Linked DNA regions of Homo sapiens: region 2 is linked to region 1. The links are chromatin loops, found by intact Hi-C in ENCODE. Cell type or tissue: ovary. All regions are shown on one strand. Links, peaks and the distances in the headings refer to the core of each region. The heading gives the core; the rest is flanking DNA.

Region 1 (11,726 bases), core at 1,331-9,330:
AGGGTGCAGTGAGCAAAGATCGCACCACTACACTCCAGCCTGAGCAACAAAGCAGACTCTGTCTCAAAAAAATAATAATAATAAAAATAAAATTAGAAATATATTTACACAGTGTTATTCACACACATGACCTTTTCTCAAAAAATTACCTATTTAGCCCCCATTCTATGCCAGAAAATGTTCCATGAGCTAGGGATTCATCAGTAATGAGACAGATGTGGCTCCCTTCCTCAGGAGGCTTGCATTCTACTAAGACAAACAAGTAATTACACATATTCTGTGAAATGACCAACAGTGACATGTTGCAAAGAAATGGGTGGCGTGCCTAGGGTGGGAAGGCATTAACTCCCCCTTTTTACAGATGAGGAAACTGAGGCTCAGGGTCTCTAGATTACTTCTCTGGTTCACAGTCGTGAGTGGCAGATGGGCATTTGAACACGCATTGGTGATTCTAAGTCCTAATGCCTCCTGGGGTAGGAAGGGAGGTGTGGGAAGGTCAGCCTACACAGGTGTGAAAACTGGGTCCTCAATGCTGGCGTCCTCTGACTGTGCGCCACGCCCTCCTGTGGCTGCAGAGTGTGGTGCAGGTGATGTTCCACGACCCGCACCTGCAGTACACAGAGCAGCAGCGGCAGCTGGCTGGGTGGAGGTGGAGCCGGGCCCAGGGACCGCATCCTGGACATCGATGAGTGGGGAAAGGCCGGGGGCCCTTCGAGCCTGAGCTCTGGCTCAGGAGTCCTTGTGGACTGGGAAGGCTGAGCCTGGCTCCCTGCTTGCCACCCTGTGCCTGCAGATGTGCCACTGTCCGTGGGAGTGATAGAACCCCAAGTGCTGCTCTCACAACTCAACATGGTGGAGTTTCACTGGGACCCAACAAAGAGGACATCTCTCTTCCTGCAGGTGAGCCTGAAGCTGGGCCTGGGAAAAGGCTGGAGGTCAGAAGGGGGTGGCAACCGTGTAGGTGGAAAAGGAAGGTGAGTTTGGGCAGGGGTGAGGGGAAAATAAGAATGACTCTCGGCCAGGTGCGAAAAAAAAGGATATATATTTTTTCTTTGCTTTTTTTTTTTTTTTTTTTGAGATGGAGTTTCACTCTTGTTGCCCAGGCTGAAGCGCAATGGCATGATCTCGGCGCACCACAACCTCCACCTCCCCGCTTCAAGCAATTCTCCTACCTCAGCCTCCTGAGTAGCTGGGATTACAGGCATGCGCCATCATGCCCGTCTAATTTTGTATTTTTAGTAGAGACAGGGTTTCTCCATGTTGGTCAGGCTGGTCTTGAACTCTCAACCTCAGGTGATCCACCCACCTCAGCCTCCCAAAGTGCTGGGATTACAAGACTGACCCACCGTGCCTGCCTTACCACTTCTTAGCATGGATCTTACCCAGGTCCTGTAGCCTCTGTGAGCCTTAGTTTCCTCACTCTAAAGTTGGACTCTTTCACTGTTTTTCACGGGATTATGGGCAGGCTACTGTGAGTACTGGGTGTGAAGAGAGAAGATGCTGCTTACCCTTAGAATCCTGGTGCCAGGCCAAACACAGAGGCTGCAGGCTGCTCGGGGTGGCAGGCCTGAAAGGCTTCCTGGAGTGGATTGGCAGATTTAGCAAATAAAATATAGGATGCTCAAATTTGAATTTTACTTTATTTTTATTTATATTTATTTATTTATTTTTGAGACAGAGTCGCCCAGGCTGGAGTGCAATGGCGCGGTCTGGGCTCACTGCTGCAACCTCTGCCTCCCAGGTTCAGGTGATTCTCCTGTCTCAGCCTCCTGAGTAGCTGGGATTACAGCACAGGCCACCATGCCCAGATAATTTTTGTATTTTTAGTAGAGACAGGGTTTCACCATGTTGGCCAGGCTGGTCTCAAACTCCTGACCTCAGGTGATTCTCCTGCCTCAACCTCCCAAAGTTCTGGGATTACAGGCATGAGCCACTGTTCCCCATTTTATTTATTTATTTTGAAACAGAGTGTTGCTTTGTTGCCCAGGCTGGAGTACAGTGGTGTGATCCCAACTCACTGCAACCTCTGTCTCCCAGTTTCAAGTGATTCTCCTGCCTCAGCCTCCCAAGTAGCTGGGATTACAGGAGCATGCCACCATACCCAGCTAATTTTTGTATTTTAGTAGAGAGATGGGGGGTCTTATCATGTTGGCCAGGCTGGTCTTGAACTCCTGACCTCAAGTGAACTGCCCGCCTCAGCCTCCCAAAGTGCTGGGATTACAGGCGTGAGCCACTGCACCCAGCATTATTATTTTAAATTATTGTTTTTTTTATATAGAGAGGGTCTCACTCTGTCACCTAGACTGGAGTACAGTGATGCAATCATAGCTCACTGCAGCCTGGAACTCCTGGGTATAGGCAATCCTCCTGCCTCAGCCTCCCGAGTAACTGGGACTATAGGCATGTGCCACTAGGCCCAGCTAATTCTTAAATTTTTTTGTAGAGGTGAGGTCTCACTCTGTTGCCCAGGCTGGCCTCAAACTCCCGGCCCAAAGCGATCCTCTTGCCTCTGTCTCCTGCTGTGTGCTGGGATTATAGGTGTGAGCCACCACACCAGCCAAATTTAAATTTTAAATGTTTTTTAAAACAAAGTCTCTTGAACCCAGGAGGCAGAGCTTGCAGTGAGCCGAGATTGCACCACTGCACTCCAGCCTGGGCGACAGAGGGAGACTCCGTCTCAAAAAAAAAAAGAAAAAAAAAATTTTTTTAGTATAAGTATATTCCATGCAATAGTTGAGATACACTTACACTAAAAATTATTTGTTGTTCATCTGAGATTCAAACTTTACTAGGCATCCTGTATTTTATCTGGCCGCTCAACTACCCTTGAAGGGGATGTCTTAGCTCAGATGTGAGTAGGGGAGCTTTCTGGGTAGAGGCCTCTGGGGAAAACTGCAGGTGTGTTGGGGTCCTGATTAGGGAGGCAGGGTGGGTCAGTGGGTTCACTGACGGATGAGAAAGAGCAGCCGTGCAGCAATGCTTGACTTGACTCTTTAAGGTGATCCAATACCAGGGTTAGGAACTTTGCTTCTGGTCTCACAACCATGGGGAGCCATTGAAGGATTTTGACCAAGGGAAAGAACGTAGTAAAGTGATGCTTTAAGAATGGAAACTTGGGGCCGGGTGCGCTGGCTCACGCCTGTAATCCCAGCACTTTGGGAGGCCGAGGCGGGTGGATCACGACACAAGGTCAGGAGATCAAGACCATCCTGGCTAACACGGTGAAACTCCGTCTCTACTAAAAATACAAAAAATTAGCCGGGCGTAGTGGTGGGCGCCTGTAGTCCCAGCTACTTGGGAGGCCGAGGCTGGAGAATGGTGTGAACTTGGGAGGCGGAGCTTGCAGTGAACCAGCCTGACCAACATGGAGAAACCGTCTCTACTAAAAATACAAAATTAGCTGGGTGTGGTGGCACATGCCTGTAATCCCAGCTACTCGGGAGACTGAGGCAGGAGAATTGCTTGAACCCGGGAGGTAGAGGTTGCTGTGAGCCGAGATCACGCCATTGCACTCCAGCCTGGGCAAAAAAAAAAGAATGGAAGCTTGGCCGGGAGCTATGGTTCATGACAGTAATCCCAGCACTTTGGGAGGCCGAGGCGGGGGGATCACTTGAGGTCATGAGTTTGAGACCAGCCTGGCCAACATGATGAAACCCCCATCTCTACTAAAAATACAAAAATTAGCTGGGCATGGTGGCATGCGCCGGTAGTCCCAGCTATTCCAGAGGCTGAGGCAAGAGAATCGCTTGAACCTGAGAGGCGGAGGTTGCAGTGAGCCAAGATCACACCATTGCACTCCAGCCTGGGTGACAGAGCAAGACCCCGTCTCAAAAAATAAAATAGAATGGACACTGGTTGGGGATGGAAAGTTGCTGTCGTAGTATGTGGCTGACAGGTGGCAGGCGGGTAACGGGTTTTGGGTGGACTCCCTTGCATGTGGGTGGATCTGGAGTCGCCCTGTTTTCTCTGTTTCTTCTCCATCTCAGTTCACACCTCGGAAGAAAGGTGGAGAGAAAGGCATCCCTTTCCGCCTCCAGATCGACACCTTCAGGCCCAGTGACAAGGGGCTGCCGCTAGACCACCTGCACTCAGCTGGCTGCCTCATCAAGGTGTTTAAGGTACAGGCAGCAATGGGGCCCATTTTCCTCTCTCTCAGGGCTGTCACCTGGCCTCGCCGGCTGTGTGGGTTCTGGCCCCACGTTGCTGTGGATCCTCAGCCTGCTGTGCCCCATCTCTTGGACTGTTTCCTTTTCTGTACACAGAGGGATGGGGCTTGGTCTCTGTCTCACAGCCAATCCAACAGAGCCACTGAAGAGAGGCAGGCAGGTAAAGAAAGAGTCTTTGGGCCGGGCGCGGTGGCTCACGCCTGTAATCCCAGCACTTTGGGAGGCTGAGGTAGGTGGATCACAAGGTCAAGAGGTCGAGACAAGCCTGGCCAATAGGGTGAAACCCCATCTCTACTAAAAATACAAAAATTAGCCGGGCGTGGTGGCACGAGCCTGTAATCCCAGCTACTCGGGAGGCTGAGGCAGGAGAATCGCTTGAACTCAGGAGGCGGAGGTTGCGGTGAGCTGAGATCGCGCCACTGCACTCTAACCTGCACAACGGAGCGAGACTGCAGCTCAAAAAAAAAAAAAAAAAAAAAAAGAAAAGAAAGGAGCCTGAGGCTTTCCTCATCATCCTCCTGCAGCACAAAGGAGCGGAAACTGAAAATGGACCGTGAGAAGATGGAGAAACAGCCCCTGCATGAGAGGGACAAGTATCAGACCGCCTGCGAGAGCACTGTCTTCTTGGAGGTGTGTGTGTTGGGGCGAGAGCAGGAGGGGAGAGTTGGAGAAAAGATCCTCACGGTACAGATGGGGAAATGGAGGCCTCCAGGGCTCTGACTGCTGCAAGCCCATCACAGCCCCCTGGGGACTCCACCACTTCCTGCAAAGGACACTCTCTGCCCTGTCTGTGGTTGTTGAAGCTTCCAGGAGCTGACGCCCTCCAGGCTGCCTGTCCTACGCGGGCCATCGCCACCTCCTTCCTTGTGTGCTCCCTCTGCCTGGCCCCCTCCTCCTCCTGCTGCTCCTCCTGGCCAGCTCCTCCAAGGCCCTTCCTCACTGCCCCAGGCCCGCCGGGTGGTTAACTTCTTCCTTCCTGTGGAAACCCAGTCCACTTGTCAGGCCCCTGGTCAGCTCTTAATATACAGGTGGAGAGAAGGGAGCAATGACCAGCCTTGCTGTGTGTTTGCCTGCAGTGTTCGCCATGGCCGGAGTCCCCTGCAAGGCCCCGGCCACCTCTCAGCTCTCTGGCTCTGACCTCTCCCCACTCCTGCAGGCTCTTGTCCCCAGAAAGGTGAGGCAGGATGAGCACCTCCTGTCAGCCCTTTGGGGTGAGAGTGAAGAAAAGAGCTCCCAGCCCAGGCATGGAGCAAAGGGCAGGGCTGGGGATTGGTGGGGAATTTGTGGGGTGAGGACAGGAGCAAGCTCTGTGTCCCAGGGCAGGCCTGGAGGAAGGGTGTTGGTGGAGGGAGACTGGCTGTAATGCTCCGCAGAGTTCTTGAACCTTTGCTCCTCCTCATAGGCTCTGTTCCTCACCACCATTCGCTCTGGATACCTTGGGGTGTAGCCCAGTTGAGGTGAGCCTTCCCCTTCCCACTCTCCACTGTCCCAAAGCCTTCTCCGCAGCTTCATCTCAAGCTCCAGAATGGAGTGGCCCTGCCCCCTGGTGGCCAGATGTGATATGGCCATAGATTGTAACTTACCTGATAAGACTGGGCAGGAAGAGCCTCCCTTCTCAGACTTGGGACCTCCCAAGGGAGGGGCTGTTTCCCTTTCTTGTTCTGTCCCTGGGTCCTGGTATTACCTGGACCATCCATTTTATACCTCAGGATCTGAACCAAAAAGCCCCCATCTCAGAGACACAGCAATGGTTGCATCAGCACTGGTTCTCCAGCTACTGCCGGATGCTGGCCAACTTCACTGGTGAGGCTAGTGTCTGGCAGGAGCCAGACCTGTAGGGGACTGAGAGTGGGTGGGACACACAGGCAGGAAGCCTGTCTCTGTCCTGGCTTGTTGTGGGCCCTTCAACTAACATTTACTGGGGACTAAGAGTTGCCCAGCATTGTGCTAGGCTCTCGTCTCACGAATTATCCCATATAATTTATACACTATTCCTTGAGGACAGTGCCCAGAGAGGTTAAATAACTTGCCCAAGGACACACAGCTAACAAGTGGCAGAACTGGCATTTAAATCCAAGCCTGACTCCCATATCTGAGCACACTAGGGCTATTTGTAGACTAATAGACTGTGTCCCTTACTTCCCACCCTTGATCCCAGGCCTCTTTCCTCAGTCTGGCCCTGTCTGACTCTACAGGTCTGGATCTGCTGAAGCTTACATGCCAGGACCTTATCCAAATCTGCGGGGCTGCTGATGGGATCCGCCTTTTCAATACTCTTAGAGCCAGGTGCTGGACACTGCCAACCAGGGTCCCCTTCCCACTGTAGTGGCCCTTACTAACTTAGCTAGCAGGTATGTTTCATACAATTTTTTTTTTAATATGGAGTTTCACTCTTGTTGCCCAGGCTGGAATGCAATGGCGCAATCTTGGCTCACTGCAACCTCTGCCTCAGGTTCAAGTGATTATCCTGCCTCAGCCTCCTGAGTAGCTGGGATTACAGGCGTCTGCCACCATGCCTGGCCAATTTTTTTTTTTTTTTTTTTTTTGAGACGGAGTCTTTTGCCCAGGCCGGACTGCAGTGGCACTATCTCGGCTCACTGCAAGCTCCGCCTCCTGGGTTCACGCCATTTTCCTGCCTCAGCCTCCCGAGTAGCTGGGACTACAGGCGCCTGCCACCGCGCCCGTCTAATTTTTTGTATTTTTAGTAGAGACGGGGTTTCACCACGTTCGTCAGGCTGGTCTTGAACTCCTGACCTCAGGTGATCCACCTGCTTTGGCCTCCCAAAGTGCTGGGATTACAGGAGTGAGCCACTGCACCCGGCTCATACAATGTTTAAGCCAGAAGTCACCTTAAAGACCACTTAGTCCCACTCCCTCTTTTTACAGAAGAAACTCAGGCCCAAGAAGGACAGTGACCAGTCTGAGGTCACAACCCAAAGCTGGCAGGGCTGGGGTGAAAAGCTAGGCTCCTGTGACCTCCTTCTGTGGCCATCCCACCTGCCTCATTCCATTTCTGGGGATAGAGATGTCTGTGGGGTTTTTTCCTCCCCATTTTTTCTCCCCCTAGTGTCCAGCATTCGTTAAATACCTAAGAACTACTTAGTGACCTCCCTCCCTCGAGACCTGGGAGGAGGCTGGGATCTCTCCTAGGATGGGGGCTAGAAGTGGGAGCTGTTAGTTCAGGTATAAGACTGATACATAGACTGTTTTCCTGGCCCAGGCCCATCTGTCACCAACTGACTTTGTATGTGGCTCAGGAGACCTCTAGGCAAGGGAACGAGGTTCCTAAGAACCCTGACTCAGGTGAGGTTCTGGCCTCTCTCTCCAGAACATAGGAAATTCAGGTGTAGCTGCATGAAACCTCTCCCTAGAAGAGGAATGGTGATACCCCACCATTCCTGGGACCCAGGATGCCCTTCTTGGCATTTCCCTACCTTCCATGACCAGATTAGTCCCTCTCCTTCCAGAATGTCTCCTTGGGTTTATTCACCATGTTCTACTCCTCCACCCCACCTGATCGTCACTGCATTAGCATATGGGATTAGAACATCATCTTGTTATGTACTTGGGTCCCAGTCACTAATATGTGGGTGTCCTGTCTTTAAACTGGGGGTTCCCCTCAGACACCTCCCAAAAGATGAGGGATGAGAGGTGAAGTAGACTTTTTTCTTTTTTTTTTTTTTTTGAGACGGAGTCTCACTCTGTTGCCCAGGCTGGAGTGCAGTGGCGCGATCTCAGCTCACTGCAACTTCTGCCACCCAGGTTCAAGAGATTCTCCTGCCTCAGCCTCCCAAGTAGTTGGGATTACAGGAGCCTGCCACCATGCCCAGCTAATTTTTGTAGTTTTTAGTAGAGATGGGGTTTCACCATCTTGGCCAGGCTGGTCTTGAACTCCTGACCTCGTGATCCACCCCTCGGCCTCCCAAAGTGCTGGGATTACAGGCATGAGCCACCACACCCAGCCAACTTTTCCCTCTTTACTTCTCCTCCCCCCACCCCATAGCCATCTTCCTGGCACCCCTGGTTTCCTGTGGGCACATCTCTGGACTCCCTTCCCCTGCTGACCCCTGCCTCTGTGTTGCCCATGCCCCCAGACTTTTATCAAGAGATCTCTCTGGATGAACTCAGTGCTGTAGAGCTGATGGGGAAACTGGCTGAGCTCTGGCCATCCCAGCCAATCAGATCCATCACCTTTTCCACCAGGGCACCGGGGGCATCTTCATTCTCCTCAGTGACCAGATAAAGGGCAGCCATTTCCTGTCGCAAATCCCCACGGAGGCCTCGCTAACACTTCTGCCTCAGATTAAGCTTTCTTTTCCATGGCATGGCTTGTTCTCTTTGGCTCCAATAACAAAATTGCCTTTGTGCCCGCTTCACTCTTACAGGTGGTCCAGAATTTTAAGGACGAATCATACTTTGTGGCTGTGGTGAAAAAAGGGATTTTAGAGGCAGAGGAGTGTGCCTGGCTGGCCCTATAAAGGGGGATAAGAGTGTGCTGAGCATATATTCCGTCTCCTAAATGAGACTAAAAGGCTCTTTGGGGGCCAGGCGCAGTGGCTCATGCCTGTAATCCCAGCACTTTGGGAGGCTGAGGCAGGTGGATCACTTGAGGACAGGAATTCAAAACCAGCCTGGCCAACATGGCAAAACCCCATCTCTATAAAAAATACAAAAAACTACCCGGGCGTGCTGGCACGTGCCCGTGGTCCCAGCTACTTGGGAGGCTGAGGCAGGAGAATCCCTTGAACCCAGGAGGCAGAGGTTGCAGTGAACCGAGATTGCCCCACTGCACTCCAGCCTGGGTGACAGAGCGAGTCTGTCTCAAACGTCTCAAAAACAAACAAACAAACAAAAAACCTCTTTGAAGGGGATTAAGGGGATGTGTCCCAATTAACTAGCAAACACCTGTGAATGCCAGCTTTGTGTCAAGGGGAGAGGGATTTGTATAGCTAAAAGATATTTATTGCTTAGGAAAAACATGACTGAATAAATGCATCCTCATTAAATAAAAAATGCTCCAGTTTCTGTTGTCAGGGAGTTTATTAGAGGGAAAGGTAAGGCCCCCACTTTTCTCCACCTGCCCCTGGCATGATACAAGGCAGAAGGGCAGGTGCTTCCTGGACATCATCTGGCATAGGGCACCTCTGACTAGTCTGCTTGGCATCTGGTTATTCAGATGTTTGCCTTCCACCCCTCCACATGCCAGAGCTGGTCAGCTTGGCTTATGTACACAAGGGGGTAGGAAGAGGTAGATGTGAAGTCGGGTTTTAAGACACGTGTGGCCGGGCGTGGTGGCTCACACCTGTAACCCCAGCACTTTGGGAGGCCGAGGTGGGCAGATCATGAGGTCAGGAGTTCAAGACCAGCCTGGCCAAAATGGTGGAACCCCATCTCTACTAAAAATACAAAAATTAGCCAGGCGTGGTGGCGGGCACTTGTAATCCCAGCTCCTCGGGAGGCTGAGGCAGGAGAATCGCTGGAACCCGGGAGGTGGAGGTTGCAGTGAACTATCGTGCTACTGCACTCCAGCCTGGGTGACGAGCGAAACTTCACCTCAAAAAAAGAAATAAAACAAAAAAACACTTGGGTGTGCCAGACGCATTGTAGGCTGCTTGGAGGGTGAGGACCTGACTGGTCCTGCTGGTGCCTTTTTACTGCTTTCGGTGCAGAATCCAGATGGCTACTACTTGGTTCTGACCTAGGCCAGGGGAACTCCACTGCTCAAGAGACTGATAGCTTGTCTTCACCAGAAACCTTGTTAAAACACTTGGCTGACTCAACAGGCTCCAGGTGAGCCAAAGTATCTTGCATCTCACCCCGAGAGGAGGCAAGTAGCCTCCAGCTTCACTTTTCTTTCTGGTCAGCAGCAATGGCTGTTGGAAGTCTTCCTTACCCATTCGTTCTTCTGAGCTGGCCAAGTTTATGAGGCAAAAAAAAAAAAAAAAAAACTGGCAATGTGGAAAGAGCTTTTGCCATGAGCAGTGTTGGCTGGTGATCACTGAGAGTGTTAATTCATTTAAAAATTTTAAGCCCTTTTTAAATTAAAAGTTAATTTTTAAAAGGTATATACACTTAATGTGTTGTCCAATGTGTTGAACATTTAATGTGGTGTTCAGTTTTCTTGGCTTTATTGTCCCCAAGGGGAAATGTCTTCTGCTTAAACTATAAACTAGGGCAAAGGATGGGGTCTGGAACAAGGGAATAAATCAATCCAGCTGGATCTTTTTTTCACAATTAGTTTGGGCAAAACTAATTACTAAAGCCTCCAAAAGACCATTCAATATTCAAATCACTGTACCTACTAAAAAACTCAGTTCTAAGAGATTTAGGAAATACTATAGCTATTATCTAGAATTGAGGCTATGGGGCTTTTAGAAAAAAAAATTTAGACATATTGTTTCCTTAGTTTTAAGAGATGAGGTCTCTGTTGTCCAGACTGGTCTTGAACTCTTGGTGTCAAGTGATCCTTCCATCTAAACTCTCAGTAGCTGGGATTATAGGTGTGCACCACTGTGCTTGACTTTTTTTTTTTTTTTACCTTAAATTTTATTAATCTTTCCCTAAAGTCATAAATTTAATTTTTTTTTTTTTTTTGAGATGGGAGTCTTGCTCTGATGCCCAGAGGTAGAGTGCAATGGTGCAATCAATCTGGGCTCACTGCAACCTCCACCTCTAGGATTCAAGCAATTCTCCTGCCTCAGCTTCCCGCATAGCTGGGATTACATGCTTGCACCACCACGCCCAGCTAATTTTTGCATTTTTGGTAGAGATGAGTTTCATCACGTTGGCCAGGCTGGTCTCAAACTCCTGACATCGTGATCCGCCTGCCTCAGCCTCCCAAAGTGCTGGGGTTACAGGCGTGAGCCACCGTGCCTGGCCTACTTTTTTTTTTTTTTAATTTATAAAGAAAAGAGGCTCTTTTTTGGCCGGGCGTGGTGGCTTACACCTGTAGTTCCAGCACTTTGGGAGGCTGAGGTGGGCGGATCACCAGTGGTCGGGAGTTCGAGATCAGCCTAGCTAACATGGTGAAACCCTGTCTCTATAAAATATACAAAATTAGCTGGGCATGGTGGTGTGTGCCTGTAATCCCAGCTATTTGAGAGGCTGAGGCAGGAGAATCTCTTGAACCCGGGAGGCAGAGGTTGCAGTGAGCCCCGGGGTTGGTCTCCAAAAGAAAAAAAAAAAGGTTTGACTCAGTTTTGCTTTTCACGTTTAGGTCAGTAACCAACTGAAATTGATTTTTGTGTATCTTGCAGGTAGGAATCTAGTCCTCTTTTTCCATACAGAAAACCACTTTTTTTTTTTTTTTTTTTTCCTGAGATGGAGTTTCGCTCTTTTGCCCAGGCTGGAGTGAAGTGGTGAAGTGGCACGATCTCAGTTACCGCACCAGGCCCAGAAAACCACTTTTATATTAAACAGTAAACGCTTTCTTAAAAGACAAATGGTATCAGGTCATATCTTAACTGTTTTTTTCCATTCTCCCTCCCTTAAAGTTTTATTACGAAAATCTTCAAATATACAGAAAAGTATATTTGATGATTTCCAAATGCACAAAGTGGA
Region 2 (11,726 bases), core at 1,173-9,172, 79 kb before region 1:
CCTGTAATCCCAGCTACTCCGGAGGCTGAGGCAGGAGAATTGCTTGAACCTGGGAGGCGGAGGTTACAGTGAGCTGAGGTCATGCCATTGCACTCCAGCCTGGGCAACAAAGAGCAAAACTCTGTCTCAAAAAAAAAAAAAAAGAGAGAGAGATTATTGCATTTAGGCGGAGTGCTACCTCTTTCTCCACTAGAACAAGCCCCTGAGAGCAGGGATGCTGTCTGCTTGTGGCTTACCCACCACATCTCACCTGTGGGGAGATGCCAAATTGGCTTGGCCCAGGAGCCAACTGTGAACCAGATTCTCACAGGAGAGAGGCAGGAGAAGGGTTCTGATGGTCAGTCATCCATTGGTTCAGCCAGGCCCTAGAGATCCAGGTAGGGCAGCCACTAACCCTTCCCTGGTGAGGGCACAGCAGCCTTGTATATGCCACGAGTGGTCTTTGATGGTGCTGAGAGTAAGGAAATGGGAGATCTCCACCATCCTCATGGAGTCCTTCACGTCCTGCTTATTGGCAAATATCAGGACTGAAGCATCCTGTAGAGCCTGTGGACAGAGGAGCCCAGCCCCAGTCAGCCTGCTAGTGCCCAGCCTTCCTTCCTACTGCCTCACAGGCGCTCTCTGGCTCCCTCTCCAGCTGTCCCAGGAAGAGAGGCCCATGCCTGGATGGGGCAGAGATGGGGGCCCTGCCACAATGGTAGCAACCGTATCAAATAACATCAGCAGCTCAAGGAAAGCCTCTTTATGACAATCCCATAGGTGGGAATTGATGATCCTCCTCATTTTATACTTGGGGAAACTGAGGATTAGAGAGGTGAAGTCACTTGTCCAAAGTCCTACAGTGAATGAAAGATGGAGTTAGAACTTGAACCAGCAACTCTGGCTTCTATAGTCAATTGCACTGAGGGTACTGATGCCCTTCATCAGGCACAAACCAGCCCTCCTCATGCTGCTGGTATAGAGGCTCTCAGAAACTGGGACAGCAGGAACGAATCTCAGAGAAGCTAAGTGACCAGCCTGAGGGCACACAGCTAGTACCACTGGGCCCTCTCCCAACTGCAGGGGGCTTACCTCATGGGCCAGCATTTTATATAGCTCCTCCCGAGTGGTCAGCAGCCGATCCCGGTCCGTGCTGTCAATCACAAGGATGATAAACTGGGCAGCAGAGGGGAGCCGTGAGAGACAGGCTTTCTCTTTGGTAAATGTGTTTCCTGCCCTCTTTCTTTCCCCACTGGTCTCTGCACTGCCCAGATGTCAGCCCCAGAGAAATGAAAGCATGCAGCCTCAAGATTTCACCACCCTGCTTCCATTATAATTGTCTTTTTTTTTTTTTTTGAGGCGGAGTCTCGCTCTGTCATCCAGGCTGGAGTGCAGTGGCGCAATCTTGGTTCACTCCAACTTCTGCCTCCTTAGTTCAAGCGATTCTCCCACCTCAGCCTCCCAAGTAGCTGGGATTACAGGCGCGTGCCACCACACCCGGCTAATTTTTGTATTTTTAGTAGAGACGGGGTTTCGCCATGTTGGCCAGGATGGTCTCAAACTCCTGATCTCAGGTCATCTGCCTGCCTCAGCCTCCCAAAGTGCTGGGATTACCACCAGGTGTGCTGCCACACCTGGCCTGTAATTGTCTTTTCTATCCAGACATGGGAATAGCACACCTCTGACTGTGTGGCAGAGGCTGTGCTACATAAGCATTGGGTGTTCATGACTCCATTTAGGCCTTACCACAACGCTGTGGACTTGGTACTGTTAGTATCCCCATTTTACAAATGAAGAGACTGAGGCTCAGTGAGGCTATGTATCTTGCTCTTGACCACACAGCTGGTGAGTAGCAGTGCTGGAAATGGAACCCAGCTCTGTCTCGGTCCAGGAATTATACCACTGAATTCTACTCCTGCTGGAGTAAGAAAGTAAGGCCCCTAGAGAGAAGGGGCCTACCCATCCAGTGCATCAAACAGAAAGCTGCCAGCAGCTGCCAGGAAGTATTCAAACACGTTAACAGGCAGGCACTGCACTGTGTTGAGTATCTGACATATATGCATTACATATTGGTTTGTTATTTAATTTTCACAACAACTTAGGGAGATCATTATATATATGTATATATAAAACTTTTTTTTTGAGACAGAGTCTTGCTCTGTTGCCCAGGCTGGAGTTGCAATGGCGTGATCTCGGCTCACTGCAACCTCTGCCTCCCAGGTTCAAGCAGTTCTCCTGTCTCAGCCTCCCGAGTAGCTGGGATTACAGGTGCCTGACACCATGCCCAGCTAATTTTTGTATTTTCAGTAGAGGTGGGGTTTTGCCATGTTGGCCAGGCTGGTTTCGAACTCTTGACCTCAGGTGATCCACCCGCCTTGGACTCCCAAAGTGCTGGGATTACAGGTGTGAGCCACAGGAACCGACCATTATAATCTCTATTTCACAAGTTGGGGAACCAAGGCTCAGAAAGGTTACATGACAGTCTGATATCACACGCCTGCCTTGGAGACCCTTCAGCCCTGGTGCCCTCCTCACCTCAGTGTTGGAGTAGTATGTGTTCCAGATAAAGCTCAGAGCCTCAGGTCTCACTATGTCCCACATGAAGAAGTGGGTCTTCGGCAGAATGATCTCCTCCACGTTGCTGCCAATGGTGGGACACATATGGACCACCTCATTGGTCAAGCTGGGGAGGTAGGAGTGGGCACCAAGAGCTCAGTCCAGCCTACTCCCAACTCTGGCCCCCAAATGCTCTACTCCCAAAGCAGTCTGAATCTAACTCAGAACAAGTCCACCCAGGTTCACCAAACACCTGCTCGGAGCCAGGCCCCGTGCTGGGCCCTGGGGAATGAAGACAGGAGTGAGACTAAGCCCTGCCCTGGCTTGGACCCCAGAGAAGGGAAACATCTTAGAGGAGGCTCCTCAAACTTTATCTCTTTTTTTCTTTTTATAGAAACAGGGTCTCACTGTGTTGCCCAGGCTTACCTTGAACTCCTGACCTTGGGCTCCTGTCAAGAGATCCTCCTGCCTTGGCCTCCCAAAGTGCTGGGATTACAGGCATGAGCCACAGAGCCCAGCCTCCTCAAACTTTAATATGCAGTTGAATGACCTGAGAGTTTTGTCAAAATGCAGATTCTGACCCAGTGAGTCTGGGCAGGGGTCCAGGCTTTTGCCTTTCTTTCTTTCTTTCTTTCTTTCTTTCTTTCTTTCTTTCTTTCTTTCTCTCTTTCTTTCCTTCTCTCTCTCTCTTTCTTTCTTTCACAGAGTCTCACTCTGTCGCCCAGTCTGGAGTGTAGGTACGATCATGTCTCCCAGGTTCAAGCAATTCTCCCGCCTCGGCCTCCTGAGTAGCTGGGATTACAGGAGCACACCCCCACGCCAGGCTTATTTTTGTATTTTTGTAGAAACGGGGTTTCGCCATGTTGGCTGGGCGAGTCTCGAACTCCTGACCTCAAGTGATCCATCCACCTTGGACTCCCAAAGTGCTGGGATTACAGGCATGAGCCACCGCATCCGGCCACAGTTTTGCTTTTTTTTTTTTTTTTTCCTTGAGATGTAGTCTCTCTCTGTCGCCCAGGTTGGAGTGCAGTGGCACAATCTCAGCTCACTGCAACCTCCGCCTCCCTTTGTCGCCCAGGCTGGAGTACAGTGGCGCAGTCTCAGCTCACTGCAACCTCTGCCTCCCGGGTTCAAGTGATTCTCCTTCCTCAGCCTCCAGAGTAGGTGGGATTACAGGCATGTGCCACCACGCCCAGCTAATTTTTATATTTTTTTAGTAGAGATGGGGTTTCGCCATGTTGGCCAGGCTGGTCTCGAACTCCTGTCCTCAGGTAGATCCACCCACTTCAGCCTCTCAAAGTGCTGGGATTACAGGCGTGAGCCACCTTGCTCAGCCCTTTGTTGTTGTTGTTGTTGTTGTTGTTGTATTTTTAGTAGAGACGAGGTTTCACCATGTTGGCCAGGCTGCTCTTGAACTCCTGATCTCAGGTGATCCGCCCGCCTCGGCCTCCCAAAGTGCTGCGATTACAGGCACTTTGAGAGCAACAGCGCCCGGCCATGGTTTTGCATTCCTAATAAGCTTTCAGGTGATGCCTGTGTGACTGGTCTGTAGACCACACTTTGAGGAGCAAGAGTTTAGAAAAATGAGACAGACACAGTGAGGGACATCAGAGAGGTGCTTTGTTTAAAGTGACATAGAAAATATACACATGCTTTTATATGTAAATAATGCTTCTGAAAAGTTACGCAAAGTTACAATAGGAGGAAAACTAGGAGCCAGAGGCAAGAAGGAAACTTACTTTTCACCGTGTATTCCTCCATTGTTTGAAATTTTCCTTTATAATTTTTTAAAATCATTACATGTATTACTTTTTCATGGAAAAGCTTCTCCTAAGTAAAGTACTTTGGAGGCTGTAAAATGGGAGAGGTGCCATCCAGAGAGCGAATATCGGGGAAAGCTGCGATCGGTATTTACTCAGCACCACCCATATGTGCCAGGCTTGCTAGACCAGGAGCTACAGAGCCTCAGTGAGCCTTTGGGTTTGAAGAAGGGGAAGAAAGTTAACTGGCAGAGGGGACAGGGGTGAGAAAGGAGGGACCTGCCGCTAGAGGGAGCGAAGAGCAGGGAGGCAGTTTGGGACACTTGGCAGGCCTGGAGCTGGGTTTGGCAGGGCCCCCGGGAAGATGGAGGAAAGCAGTGGGAGCTAGGGTTGCCTGTACGGTGCAGGATTTGAATGCCAGACCGAGGAGCCGCAGTACTAGGAAGGTCCAAGCAGCGTGCCCAATCGCTCCTCCGGACTACAGAGGAGCCCGGGAACCCAGGGAAGAGCTCCAGTGATTGGTCCCCCTGCCTGTCAGTCTGGTGGGAGGCCCAGCTCTCTACCCTCCCCGCCCGAGAGTCACTTACAACCGGTAGAGAATGGTGGTCTTTCCTTCATTGTCCAGTCCCACGATGATGACCGTGTGCTCTGGAAGCGTCGGAGGAAGGGCAGCGTCAGGGCCAAACCCGAAGACCAAGGGACTGTGTGCCCCCACCAGACCTCCCAGGAAGGAGATAGCGCTCCCCGCAGGCTGGGGACCTCTGCCCACCGTACCGCGTCTGCTTCCCACCCAGCTCCGACACCTGCCCCACTCCGGGACGGTGGAAAAGACAGCTGAGCCCCCACCTCCCTTCACATTCCAGAAAAGTGTCTGAAAGGCCCGGGGCGCTTCGGGGCTTGCCAAGAGACGGTGTTTAGAGAAAGAGCATAACGCGAAGTCACAATCGCAGGAAACTCGCAGCAGCCCCCCATCCCCGCCGCTGGCTCCGTTTAGCGGGGAGAAAGGAGGGTCGCCCAGCTTTGCGTCCTGGGGCGCACCGAAGCGCCGGGACCCAAGAGGAGCAGGCAGGGACGGGGGCAGGGGAGGCCGCGGGGCAGTCGAGGAGCGCCCATATACGACCCTCGGAGCCCGAGGTCCCCCCGTGCGTCCGACCACAGATCAGAGGAGTCCCAGAAGAGGGCGAGATCAAAGCGCTCGCTTGGATGCCCTGTGCGCCCCTTACCCTGGTTCCCGAAGATGCTCATTAACTTGGCGATCAGCTGTCCCATGGCACTTCCCGGGCCGGACAGGTGCAGGAGGGCTCAGCGGCCTCAGGAGCGGAGTCGGCCCTGGTATTCGGAGCTCCGCTCCCCCGGGAGGGTCTGGCAGATTTTGCCTACGAAGTTAGGGAAGCCCCACACGTCACCAACCTGACCTGGGAACCCTCTGGGACGCTGGCCCTTCGTGGGCACTATGGACACCCCAGTGACTAAGGGCTGCCTGTCCCGGGCCCAAGAGGTGCAAGGAATATGGGGGTTCCAGGCTCCAGCCCTCCCCCTCGCCCTGCGAAAACTCCTGAGTTCTCCGGGTGGACTGCTCCACTACCGCAAATCAGGGGAGACTCAGCACTGCGCGCGGAACCGGATCCCAGCTCTCCCTCCTCTGAGTGCCATGTCTAGGGCACTAGACTGAAGCAAAACCCCAGGCGACCCACTTTCTGTACCTACCAGCTGTGTAGTACAGACAGGGCTCACCGATCCTCTCTGAGCTGGGAGAATATTCCAACCCTCCACAGATGTGCAGTTGGTTCACTAGCGTGGGTCTTGTGGGCCCACTCAAATTGCATTCCCCTGGGGAAGGGCAGGGTCTCCCCTTGATGCTTGGCAACTTCTAGGATAAATCAGTACTCCTACAATTCACGGACAAACCTACTGCCCAGGCACAGCTTCCTGATCCCCAAAAGTGGGCGCCTGAAGACAAGGATGGAGCATGAAGAGAGATCCTCCGGCTGGAGACCCTGCAGAGAGGCCCCAGATACCTGGCAGAGGAGTACATGGGCCAACAGAGAACCAGGAGGCCAGGCCTGAGGAGGGAATGGAAGGTGGAGTTTCCTGCTGTTGCTTGTGAATTTCTTTCTTTGCTTAAGCTGGGGGGAAAAAAACAAAAAATCAGATAACAAAAGGAGAAGTCCAAAAGGCAACGTGCCCTCAGGCTGCAGGAATGGTTAGCAGGAGATCCAGCCAACACACCAGGGAGCCAGCTCCTTCCACCCGACTGTACTGCCTTCCTGCAGCCTCCACTAAGGTAACAACCCTCCATTAAGGTAACAACTTTCTAACTGGTCTCCCTGCATCTTCCTCTCCTTTCCCAAGGCATCCTCTCCATGGCCCCTATTAACCTTCCTAAAGCACAGCTCAGGGTCTGTAACTCCCCCAGCTCATAGATCTTCAATGGCTCCCTATTGCTCACTGGATTCAGATCAGTCTCCACTTGACATTCAAGAGCTTCCACGAACAGCCCCCACCTGCCTTCACAGGTTTATCTCCCAGGCTCTGTATCTACTGGTTCCTGCCTATACATGCCTGGCTCTTTCTGATGGTGCCTTTGCTTCTGCATTTCCTCCTTGAGTGCCTTTCACCTTCTCAGAAAGGAGAATGCCTGAGACCCATTAGCTGCCCTGCCATAAAAGCCACCTGCTTCCCCAGCCCTGACTTGGTTCTCCAGCCACATGGGGCTTCTCCCTACACTGGGCTTATAGACGGGCAAGTCTGTTTCCTCCCATCAACTGTGAGTACCAGGGTGGGATTCATATATTGTTAACCAGCATATGACCTCCCCCGCCAGCCCAATCACTCCCTGCCTGGTCCAGAACCCTGCACACAGGAGGAATGTGTTGCTGTCAGACTGATGTAGAATGAGTTAAGCTACAGCCTGAGAAATGGCACTTGGAGTATTAAAAAAGGAATGTGAACACAAGTTTAAGAGGATTGAGGAAGGCTGGGAAGTTTGCGGGAAGAAGAAGGAAAATAGCTGACTAAATACAGACTTTCATCCCACCCTGCTTGGTGCCCAGAGTTAGAAGGATAGAGTTGACTGCCAGAGCCCATCTGGGCTGATTGCATTTCAGCCTTAGGAGAGAAGGAGCCAAGTCTGGGGCTGGGGGGTGGGGCACCAAGGGTGCTGAGGGAAGCAGCAGTGTCTTAAGCATTTTACCATCTGTTTCCTGGGGTTAGTGGGATGCGGGGAGGAACATCTTAGTGCATGCTGCCCTCCCCACCTCCTCTTTGCAGAATTGAAAGTAACACTCTGCAAGCTGGAAACACATTCAGTAAACAGACAAGGAGAGGGCATCTCTCTGAGCATACTCTGGCTCTGGAAGCTGCCTGATTAAAAAAAATAATAATTAAAAGAGAAAAGAAGAAAAAAAAAAGAAAAGAAAATAGAAAAACAGACGAGAAGATCTGCCTCCACTTTGAGGCCCAGGACCTGGATCTTAAGAAGCATTCATTCGTTCATTCATTCATTTGACAAATATGAGCCAGGAAATACATGAAGTAGACAAAACAGACCTAGTCCAGGTGTTTATGTTTTTGTTTTGTTTTGTTTTGTTTTGTTTTTTTGAGACAGAACCTTGCTCTGTCACCCAGGCTGGAGTCCAGTGGCAGGATCGCGGCTCACTGCAGCCTCAACCTCCCAGGCTCAAGTGATCCTCCCACCTCAGCTTCCTGAGTAGCTGGGAGTAGAGGTGAAAGCCACCACTCCCAGCTATTTTTTTTTTTTTTTTTTTTTTGTAGAGATGGGCTTCGCCATTGGTCTCCAACTCCTGGACTCAAACAATCTCCCGCCTCAGCCTCCCAAAGTGCTGGGATTACAGGTATGAGCCACTGCTCCCATTCCCAGTCTGGGTCTTTATGGAGCTTGTGGTCTAGAGAGAGAGACAGATACACACACACACACCCCTCTGAGAGACAGTAGGAAGGCCTGATTTAGAAAGAAAGCAAGGCACCCTTCTCTGAAGAAAATGAGAGGTGAACCTAGCTGGACTTCCTGGGTCGAGCGGGGACTTGGAGAACTTTTCTGTCTTACAAGAGGATTGTAAAACGCACCAATCAGCGCTCTGTAGCTAGCAAGAGGATTGTAAAATGCACCAATCAGTGCTCTGTAAAAACGCACCAATCAGTGCTCTGTAGCTAGCAAGAGGATTGTAAAATGCACCAATCAGTGCTCTGGAAAATGCACCAATCAGCACTCTGTAAAACGCACCAATCAGCAGGATCCTAAAAGTAGCCAATCACAGGGAGGATTGAAAAAAAGGGCACTCTGGCAGGGTGCAGTGGCTCGGGCCTGTAATCCCAGCACTTTGGGAGGCCGAGGGGGGCAGATCACGAGGTCAGGAGTTCGAGACCAGCCTGACCAACATGGTGAAACCCCATCTCTACTAAAAATGCAAAAATTAGCTGGGCGTGGTAGTGCCCACCTGTAATCCCAGCTACTCAGGAGGCTGAGGCAGGAGAATTGCTTGAACCCGGGAGGCAGAGGTTGCAGTGAGCCGAGATCGCGCCATTGCACTCCAGCCTGGGCAACACAGTGGGACTCCATCTCAAAAAAAAAAAAAAAAAAAAAAAAAAGAAAGAAAAGAAAAGAAAGGAAAAAAAAAGAAAAAGAAAAAAGCGCACTCCGATAGGACAGAAACAGAACATGGGCGGGGCCAATAAGGGAATAAAAGCTGGCCACCTCCCAGCCAGTAGCAGCAATGTGCTCGGGTCCCGTTCCACGCTGTGGAAGCTTTAGTTCTATTGCATTCTTTTGCTCTTTACAATAAATCTTGCTGTTGCTTAATCTTTGTGTCCGTGCCATCTTTAAGAGCTGTAACACTCACCGCGAAGGTCCGCGGCTCCATTCTTGAAGTCAGCGAGACCACGAACCCCACCAGCAGGAACCAACTCCGGACACAAAAAGATTATTGGAGCTAAGACAAAATTTTTCTCTAAGATACTGAACTGGGACAGCCCCTTGTCCCTGGACCATGGTGGCCTCAGCCTAGTTCTCTTTAGTGTAGAACAGTGGAAACCTTAAGCCACATGTAGGACCTGGGCCTCTCCCACATCACCTCATTCTGGGACAGAACCCACTGCAAAAACAGGAGCAGCTAGTCAGGGAAGGAAACAAAGGGTCCCAGGTAGCAGAAGTCCCCAGTCCCTCAGTTCCTGCCTGGTCTCAGCTGACTTCATGGTTGTCGAAATCCTCACACATGGACAACCACTAACTTGCTGATGGTGTAGCCAGAGTTAATTGAGAGCTTCTGATTACCAAGAAACAAGAATCTGCCCCCATCTCTCGCTATCTCCAAGCCAGCTAGAAATGCCTTTCCTGCAAGTTCCAGGCAAATGCAATTTCTTTTCTCTCTTTTTTTTTTTTTTTTTTAGACAGAGTCTCCCTCCATCGCCCAGGCTGTAGTGTAGTGGCTCCATCTCAGCTCACTGCAACCTCCCCCTCCTGGGTTCAAGCGATTCTCCTGCCTCAGCCTCCCAAGTAGCTGGTATTACAGGCACCCACCACCACGCCTGGCTAATTTTTGTATTTTTAGTAGAGATGAGGTTTCACCATGTTGGCCAGGCTGGTTGCGAACTCCTGACCGCAAGTGATCCACCCACCTCGACCTCCCAAAGTGCTGGGATTACAGGTATGAGCCACCGTGTCCGGGCTGCAAATGCAATTTCAGGCAGAAGGCACATGGGGCACAAATACACTCAGACACCTGCTTCCTCCTTCTCAAACCCCCAGCCCCCGCTTGCAGAAGCTGATGCATCCTGGGACAAGGGAATTAGCACTGAACTTGGGGGTCAAAGGCACCACAGAACTTGACATCTATATATCTGAGTTCAAATCCTTGCCTCATGGCTGTATAACTGTGGTCAAATAGTTTAACCTCTCTGAACTTTGTAAACTGGAGTTAATAATACCTGACATTGATTCAAAACATCAGACTCTACTCCAGACCTCTCTGTGGAGCTCCAGACCATGTACCCAGCTGTCTTTTCCTCTTCTCTCTCTTTTTTTTTTTTTTTTTTTTGAGATAGAGTCTCGCTCTGTCACCCAGGCTGGAGTGCAGTGGCGTGTTCTCAGTTACTGCAACTTCCACCTCCCGAGTTCAAGCAATTCTCCTGCCTCAGCCTTTGAGTAGCTGGGATTACAGGCGCCCACGACCACACCCAGGTAATTTTTGTATTTTCAGTAGAGATGAGGTTTCACCATGTTGCCCAGTCTGGTCTCGAATTCCTGACCTCAATTGATCTGCCCACTTGGTCCTCCCAAAGTGCTGGGATTACAGGCACAAGCCAGCACGCCCAGCCTCTGCTTCTCTTCTTGAATGTCCCACAGGCACCTCAAACCCACTTTGACCAAAGATGGACTGATCACTTCTGCCCCTAACTTCTTTGTTTTTTTTTACCTGCTTTTGCTGAGAAGACCACCATCAGCAGTCACTCCCTTTTTTTTTTTTTTTTTTTTTTTTTTAAGACAGAGTCTTGCTCTGTCACCCAGGCTGGAGTGCAGTGGTGTGATCTCAGCTCACCACAGCCTCGCCTCCTGGGTTCAAGCGATTCTCCTGCTTGGCCTCCAGAGTAGCTGGAGGCGTGTGCCACTGCACCCGGCTGATTTTTGTATTTTTAGTAGAGACAGGGTTTTGCCATGTTGGCCAAACTGGTCTTGAACCCCTGACCTCAGGTGATCCGCCCGCCTCGGCCTCCCAAAGTGCTGGGATTACAGACATGAGCCACCACACCTGGCCACCTCTCTTTCTCTCTCTTTTTTTTTTTTTTTTCTTTTTTTTTAGACGGAGTCTCCCTCTGTTACCCAGGCTGGAGTGAAGTGGTGTGACCTCAGCTCACCACAACCTCCGCCTCCCAGGTTCAAGTAAATCTCCTGCCTCACCTCCCGAGTAGCTGGGATTATAGGCGCCGCCACCACGCCTGGCTAATTTTTGTATTTTTAGTAGAGATGGGGTTTCACCATGTTGGCCAGGCTGGTCTCAAACTCCTGACCTTGTGATCCACCCACCTCGGCCTCCCAAAGTGCTGGGATTACAGGCGTGAGCCACCGTGCCCGGCCTCACCTTCCTTTCTCTTATCAGCCGCCTCCACTTGCTCTCCAAGAGCTCAAGATGCTAACATTTATTTATTAATTTAATTTCTTTATTGAGACACGGTCTCGCTCTGTCATCCAGGCTGGAGTGCAGTGGTGTGATCATAGCTCACTGCAGCCTTGACTTCCTGGGCTCAAGAGATCCACCATACCTCAGCCTCCCTATCACAGCCTCCCGAATAGCTGGGACTACACACGCAGCTAATTTTTAAAATTTTTTGTAAAAAGGTGGGTCTCACTATGTTGCATAAACTAGTCTAAAACTCCTGGGCTCAAGCATTCCTGTCCCCTTAGCCTCCCAAAGTGCT

Evidence for each region. Hi-C counts contacts between places; a loop is a spot of excess contacts. Peaks named below come from ENCODE experiments on the same cell type or tissue, not always from the same donor. Only the 100,000 strongest peaks of a DNase experiment are listed, where the experiment ranks them.
Region 2: it touches region 1 in a loop (4-fold over the local background); 43 of 110 quality-filtered maps call a loop at or near these places.

The regions. Positions count from the first base shown.
Region 1 is chr17:39,239,215-39,250,940 of GRCh38, forward strand. It overlaps the pseudogene LOC101929578. Among named protein-coding and RNA genes, the nearest start is that of STAC2, 19 kb to the left of the region's middle. RefSeq lists an enhancer at 5,140-5,714. In ovary, for the core only: a CTCF peak has its summit at 5,720 (motif pointing left); DNase peaks (open chromatin) are centred at 4,917 and 5,697.
Region 2 is chr17:39,160,197-39,171,922 of GRCh38, forward strand. ARL5C (ARF like GTPase 5C) reads right to left here and starts at 5,965. Exons shown (of 6, transcript NM_001143968.1): 1 at 5,519-5,965; 2 at 4,883-4,943; 3 at 2,515-2,662; 4 at 1,072-1,155; 5 at 395-546. The coding sequence starts at 5,564. RefSeq lists enhancers at 4,792-5,593, 5,594-6,395. In ovary, for the core only: a CTCF peak has its summit at 4,609 (motif pointing right); DNase peaks (open chromatin) are centred at 4,725 and 5,139; H3K4me3 peaks cover 1,120 bases.